2 separate regions of the Homo sapiens genome follow, and region 2 is linked to region 1. A link is a contact called in ENCODE Hi-C or POLR2A ChIA-PET data. All regions are on one chromosome and are shown on one strand. The core of a region is the stretch at or near the end of the contact, and the rest is flanking DNA. Distances in the headings are between cores, read along the strand shown.

Region 1 (3,008 bases), core at 154-2,653:
CCTCAGCCATCCATCCTGAGCTGGAGTGTACCCTTTCTTTCTGTATTGGACACCCCGGCCCTGAGCATGCAGCTCTGACTGCCTCCCCAGTTATGATATAGTACTTGGATCCCTGGGGGTCCCCATGTGTTGCCAGGTGGGTTTGCCAACACAACTGTTTACCCCACAGCAAGGAGGGAAGGATCAAGAAGAGCTAGCAGGGAGGGTCCGTCCAGCAGACACTGGACTGAGTGGGTTTCAAGGCAGCACAGAGTGAGTTGGCCAGTGGTGGGGCCCTGGAGACAAAGCAACCAATGTGGCGTGGCTGTCACAGCCCCCTGGGGGACCGGGAACTTGTCCCTGCAGAATGCAATGCAAGGCAGAGTTGTGTGGTTCCAGTGGGACTTCATAACTTTTCCCTGTTCTAGGCATGAGCTCTGTCCTTGTTGAGTAGCAGTGACTTCTAGGTGTTAATACTAGCCCCTCATAAACACTTTGATGGGAGAAAGTGTGCTAGCTTGCCACTTTTCTTTTTCTTTTGAGATGGAGTTTCGCTCTTGTTGTCCAGGCTGGAGTGCAGTGGCGCGATCTTGGCTCACTGCAACTTCCGCCTCCTGGGTTCAAGCGATTCTCCTGCCTCAGCCTCCTGAGTGGCTGGGATTACAGGTTCCCACCACCACACCCAGCTAATTTTTTGTATTTTTAGTAGAGACAGGGTTTCACCATGTTGGCCAGGCTGGTCTCAAACTCCTGACCTCAGGTGATCCACCCACCTCGGCCTCCCAGAGTGCTGGGATTACAGCACCGCACCTGGCTGAAACTCAATATTTCTAAAAGCAAACATGCCTGGGACAGTGGCTCACGCCTGTAACCCAGCACTTTGGGAGGCCAAGGCAGGAGGATTGCTTGACTCCAGGAGTTTGAGACCAGCCTGGGCAACATAGTGAGAAAAAACTATACAAACAAAAACAAAATAAAACAAAACAAACAAACAAAAAAAAACACCAAAAGCAAACAAAAAAAACAAACACATGATCCAGTCCTTTCCCACCAGCCTCCACTAACCCTTTCCTCATGTCCCACCACCTGTCAGGGACACCTCAAGTCTCCTAACTGCCCAGGCCCAAATCACCCAGGAATCATGTTTTCCTGGCCCCTCAATCCAGCTGGTCACCTGCAATGTCTCCTTTCCCTTTGCTTTGCCACCCCTCCCTGCCAGCCTGAGTTCCATAGGTCTGGACCATCTCCTCATAGAGCAGCCCCCACCCCCATCACCCTCCTGCACGAAGGTGGCACCATCACCACACTGCCAGGCCTTTGCCCTTCTCTCTCCAACAGCAAAGACCCAGCTCAGGTAATTGCCAATGTGCAGCTGCTGCACCCCCATGTTTACTCCCCTTGGAATGAAGTCATGAATGCGCTGGCACACAGCTGCGCAGGCCCGTCTGCAGTAGTCATCAGGCCCACATAGCACTCGACTACGTGCCACGCACTGTTCTAGGCACTTGACACATTAACTCATTTAATCCTCACAACAGTCTTATGCAGAGGTACTATTATCACTTTGTAGATGAGAAAACAGCACGGGAAGATGAAGGTGACACAGTTTGTGGGAGGGAGTCAGGATTCAAGACAGCTGGACCCAAAGGACACACTTGCTACCACTCTGCTGGTGGTGGGCCCAGCATCCCTTCCCCTAGGAAGGCCCCAATTCTGGTCTGACCCTGGCCCCAGGCCCGGTGATGAGGGATTTCATTCCCGTGGCCTCAGTGATTGGTTCAGGGGAGGGCACAGGCACCAAGCCAGGCCTGGCGGCGTCCTCCCCCAACTCTCTTGCCAGAGCCAGTGGGAACAAGCTTCTCTTTTCTCGGAAGGTGACTGAGCTGCCTGAGCACGGAGGGGGCCAGCCCCGGGGAGCCGAGCCGGAACGGCAGAGCCCTGAGGACCAGGGTGAGCCCTGGCCCTGGCCTGGCCTGGCCCACACCCGGCCGTTGTGCTGGTTGACTCATCTCTTTGCTTAATCTGGTTTGAGTTAGGTTTCTGTTCCTTCTGATGGCTGGTTCACCCTTGTGATGGCTGGTTCACCCTTGTGGTCTCAGTGTCTAGCAGTGCCGGGCACATAGTGGATGTTTAAAAAGTATTTGTTGAGGTCAGGTGCGGTAGCTCACGCCTGTAATCCCCGCATTTTGGGAGACTGAGGAGGGCGGATTACCTGAGGTCAGGAGTTCGAGACCAGTGTGGCCAACATGGTGAAACCCCAACTGTACTAAAAATACAAAAATTAGCTGGGCGTGGTGGTACGTGCCTGTAATCCCAGCTACTCAGGAGGCTGAGACAGGTGAATCGCTTGAACCCAGGAGGCGGAGGTTGCAGTGAGACGAGATTGCGCCACTGCACTCCAGCCTGGCGACAGAGCAAGACTCCATCTAAAAAAAAAAAAAAAAGAAAAGAAAAAAAATTTATTGAAAGCATGAGTGAGGCTGGGTGCGGTGGTTCATGCCTGTAATCCCAGTTCTTTGGGAGTCTGAGGCGGGCAGATCACCTGAGGTCTGGGGTTTGAGACCAGCCTGGCCAACATGGCAAAACCCTGTCTCTCCTAAAAATACAAAAATTAGCCAGGCATGGTGGTGCATGCCTGTAATCCCAGCTACTCGGGAGGCTGAGGCAGGAGAATCACTTGAACCCAGGAGGCGGGGGTTGCAGTGAGCAGAGATCGCGCCATTGCACTCCAGTCTGGGCGACAGAGTGAGAATCCGTCTCAAAAAAAAAAAAAAGCATGAATGAGCACATTTTGAGGTCACCCTGGCAGCTTGATCGCCCTCTGCAGTGGGCCCCAGCTGCTCGATAGCCACCCCCCAGCACCCTCACCATGCCTGCCTTGGCTTTTGTTCTTATTGCCTCTGTCTGGGAGGCATCCTCCTTCTCTCTTTTAGGGACTGGCTTAATTGCTTCTCTGAGAATCCCCTGATTACTGGGATCTAAGTCCGCAATCTCACACCTCTGAATTAATTGCTTTCATGACGTGGGGA
Region 2 (3,008 bases), core at 302-2,801, 130 kb after region 1:
TTTTTTTTTGAGATGGGGTTTCGCTCTTGTTCCTCAGGCTGGAGTTCAATGACGCGATCTCGGCTCACTGCAACCTCCGCCTCCTGGGCTCAAGCGATCCTCTCACCTCAGCCTCCCGAGTAGCTGGGACTCCAGGCGAGCGCCACCATGCCCGCTAATTATTTTTTGTGTGGAGACAGGGTCGCATTATATTACCCAGGCCGGTCTCAAGTTCCTGGACTCAAGCGATCCTCCTGCATCAGCCTCCCAAAGTACTGGGATTACAGGCATGAGCCATCGCACCCGGCCTTAACAAATGCTTTTCTTTCTGAGACGGAGTCTCGCTCTGTCGCCCAGGCTGGAGTGCAGTGGGCGATCTCGGCTCACTGCAACCTCCGCCTCCCCGGTTCATGCGCCTCGGCCTCCCAAAATGCTGGGATTGCGGATCTGAGCCACCGCGCCCGGCCTGAGGTGATTTTTAACAAGTACAGCCGTAGCTGCAGATATCCTGGTTCTGTAGGAACAATGAGGTATGGATGGATCCATAGCTGGACCTATGGATGGGATGGATCCCCGGCAGGCCCTGGACGGAGGGAAATGCTCTGGTTTGCTAAGCCCGGCATCGAGTGAGACCCACCCACAAAGCTAACCGTGGAAGTCACTGGCGGCCTCCTTCGCCCTGCCGCCGGGGAACCCTGCCGGTGGCTCTCGACCTGCTCCCGGGCCATCTGGTGACACTGACTTCGCAGCCACCACCTTAATTGGCGCATTCGACCCAAATAATAACCAGGGAACCTGTGGGCGGTCAAAGGCCCGGCTCTGCGGTCGGCCCTCCCAGGCCCCTCTCCCTGCCCTGTGAGGCCAGAAAGTTACTTCTCCGAGGCCGTTCCCCATGTCGAGAAATATCTCCCGCTTGAGGTTCTGTGGGGTAGGGGAGGTTCGTGCATTTCTCACAGAAAACCTCGCACAGACCCGCGACTGCCTTTATTAACAGCTCTCAGGAGACTGCCTGCAGCCGGGGGGTGCCTCCGGCCCCATGCTCGCGGGCAAGCAGGGATAAGCTGTGCCTCCAAAAGGGCCAACGGGAACTCCGCGGTCCCTGAACTTCCGGTGCTGGCGGACTCCTCGCTCCAGGGCCACCAGGAGCCGCGGCGTGAGTGCGTGCCGGGACCGAGCGCGGGGTCTCTGAGGAACTCCAAGGCTGCCCAAGCCTACGGACCCAGCCACATTGGCGAACCGGAGACCGCCCGATTCCACCACCCCCGCGCTCCCCTCACAGCCGGCGCCAAAAACGCCAGTCCCACGACGCAGGCCGGGACCCGCGCGCCCACGGCCCAATCAGCGCGGACCTTGCACAAAGCGAGCCCCGCCCCCACGGCGCCGTTGCCAGCCCCTCCCCCTCCCGTGGCCGCCTCGGCCCGCCTACTCCCCGCCCCGCGCCGTTCACGGTTAGAGGCTCGCGATTGGCTCATGGGGACGGCCGCGAGCTTTGGTTGGTCGGCGCGGAGTCACGAGGGCGCCGTCGTCGCCTTTCCACAGGCGATTACTGGGCAGGCTCAGTCTTTCGCCTCAGTCTCGAGCTCTCGCTGGCCTTCGGGTGTACGTGCTCCGGGATCTTCAGCACCCGCGGCCGCCATCGCCGTCGCTTGGCTTCTTCTGGACTCATCTGCGCCACTTGTCCGCTTCACACTCCGCCGCCATCATGGTGAAGCTCGCGAAGGTAAACGGCCTTGAGCGCGAGCGCAGACGTGTAGGCCTGCTTTCCGAGGGGCGAGCGCGGCGCCGCGGGGAGGAGGGCCTGCGCGCAGTCCCGGGCGCGTTCTAGGGCGCCATGCTGCGGGAAGTCTCGCGCGATTAGTGGGGAGGTCTCGCGGCTTCTGGCTACTTGGTGGCGAGGTGAAGAGCTTCTGCAGGTGCTGGGGGCGGCGAACGCGGCGGGAAAGACAGAGTCACTGAGCGCGGGGAGGGGGCGCTGGGCCTCGGGGTGGAGAGATGAGACCAAACTTTTGCGACGCGTACGAGCTGGGACTCGACTCCTGACGCACGTGCCCGGGAGCGCGGCCTGCCACGTGGGCCGCGCCGCGTGGGTCCTGGAATCTCCAGAGGGACCGGGTGCCTTGGGCCGGGAAATGGCGGTATCGGCCCTAGTCGGAGTCCCGGCTGCGCTCGGATGTCTCCGCCCCGGCCTGGCAAGCCGACACGTGGTGGGCCCCGGAAGGTGGCTCTGCCGCGTGCCTTTTGCGCTGTGTTTCGGGCACGTGGTGGCCTACCAGGTACCCCCACGTGGCCGCGCCGCCTCTTTAAGGGGCGGGGTTGTCTCGCTGGGAAAGGCATAAGCTTCATGAGAAAATCAAGGTAGTCATTTTTTTAAGTGCCTTAATGATCTTCACCGTTAATTTGGATTCAGATGAGGGTGGTAGAATAAAGTACCGGGATTTGTAGTATTAAAACACGGTTGTGCTTAACTAAGGTAACGGGAGGAGAAATCATTTCCTCAGGTTGACTTTTTACCTTAGGGCAGGTTTTCTGTTGGTAAAGCCTGGGAGGAAAAATGTGGGCGGTTGAGAGTAGTCCCTCTTGCATTGCCATCAGGAGTAGTTTCTATGTTAGTTGTGGTGTTTGGCACTATGAGAAATGGATCTGAGGACGGAGATGATGGCGTATGAACACTAATGGCAAAATATGAATGGCCTGAAATGTCGAGGTGGAGGTGTAATGATCTATTTGTGTCCATTTTAGGCAGGTAAAAATCAAGGTGACCCCAAGAAAATGGCTCCTCCTCCAAAGGAGGTAGAAGAAGATAGTGAAGATGAGGAAATGTCAGAAGATGAAGAAGATGATAGCAGTGGAGAAGAGGTAATTTTATCCAACTTAATGCAGAATTATGTTAAAACTACAAAATGGAGAGTTAAGACATGAAATTGGATATCTGTGGCAAAAATAAGATTTTATTCAGGTATGTCTTATTGTAGTGGTTGAGTGTTTCACAAGCTCTTCATTGACATGTCAAGATGTCATTTGGCTAAGTA

What was found. A loop is a pair of places that touch in the nucleus more often than their neighbours do. ChIA-PET counts read pairs that join two places held with the same protein, here RNA polymerase II (POLR2A). Pooled maps may share reads with other maps.
Region 2: a loop to region 1 is called in a map of CD4-positive, alpha-beta memory T cell, with 4 times the contacts of the local background. The contact joins the promoter of NCL here to the enhancer-like site in region 1. A Hi-C loop is called at or near these places in 8 of 168 maps with a recorded cell type or tissue (B cell, CD4-positive, alpha-beta T cell, CD4-positive, alpha-beta memory T cell and 4 more), 10 of 37 single-sample maps with no recorded cell type and 19 of 50 pooled maps. POLR2A ChIA-PET finds 5 or more read pairs at or near these places in 29 of 52 experiments (A549, AG04449, AG04450 and 22 more).

Annotation. Positions count from the first base shown.
Region 1 is chr2:231,596,240-231,599,247 of GRCh38, reverse strand. It overlaps LOC124906122 (a long non-coding RNA gene), which reads right to left. Exons shown (of 3, transcript XR_007088120.1): 3 at 1,366-2,405. Among named protein-coding and RNA genes, the nearest start is that of TEX44, 4.9 kb to the right of the region's middle. RefSeq lists an enhancer at 1,954-2,133. Within about 2 kb of position 1,403, at least 9 of the 41 ENCODE cell types and tissues checked have a DNase peak (open chromatin) inside an H3K27ac peak, as active enhancers do; they include GM12878 and ascending aorta, where a contact is called at or near this core.
Region 2 is chr2:231,463,027-231,466,034 of GRCh38, reverse strand. It overlaps NCL (nucleolin), which reads left to right and starts at 1,551. Exons shown (of 14, transcript NM_005381.3): 1 at 1,551-1,699; 2 at 2,719-2,835. The coding sequence starts at 1,682. RefSeq lists enhancers at 997-1,096, 1,607-1,796, 1,142-1,811, 1,857-1,906, 1,812-2,483 and silencers at 1,227-1,576, 1,923-2,292.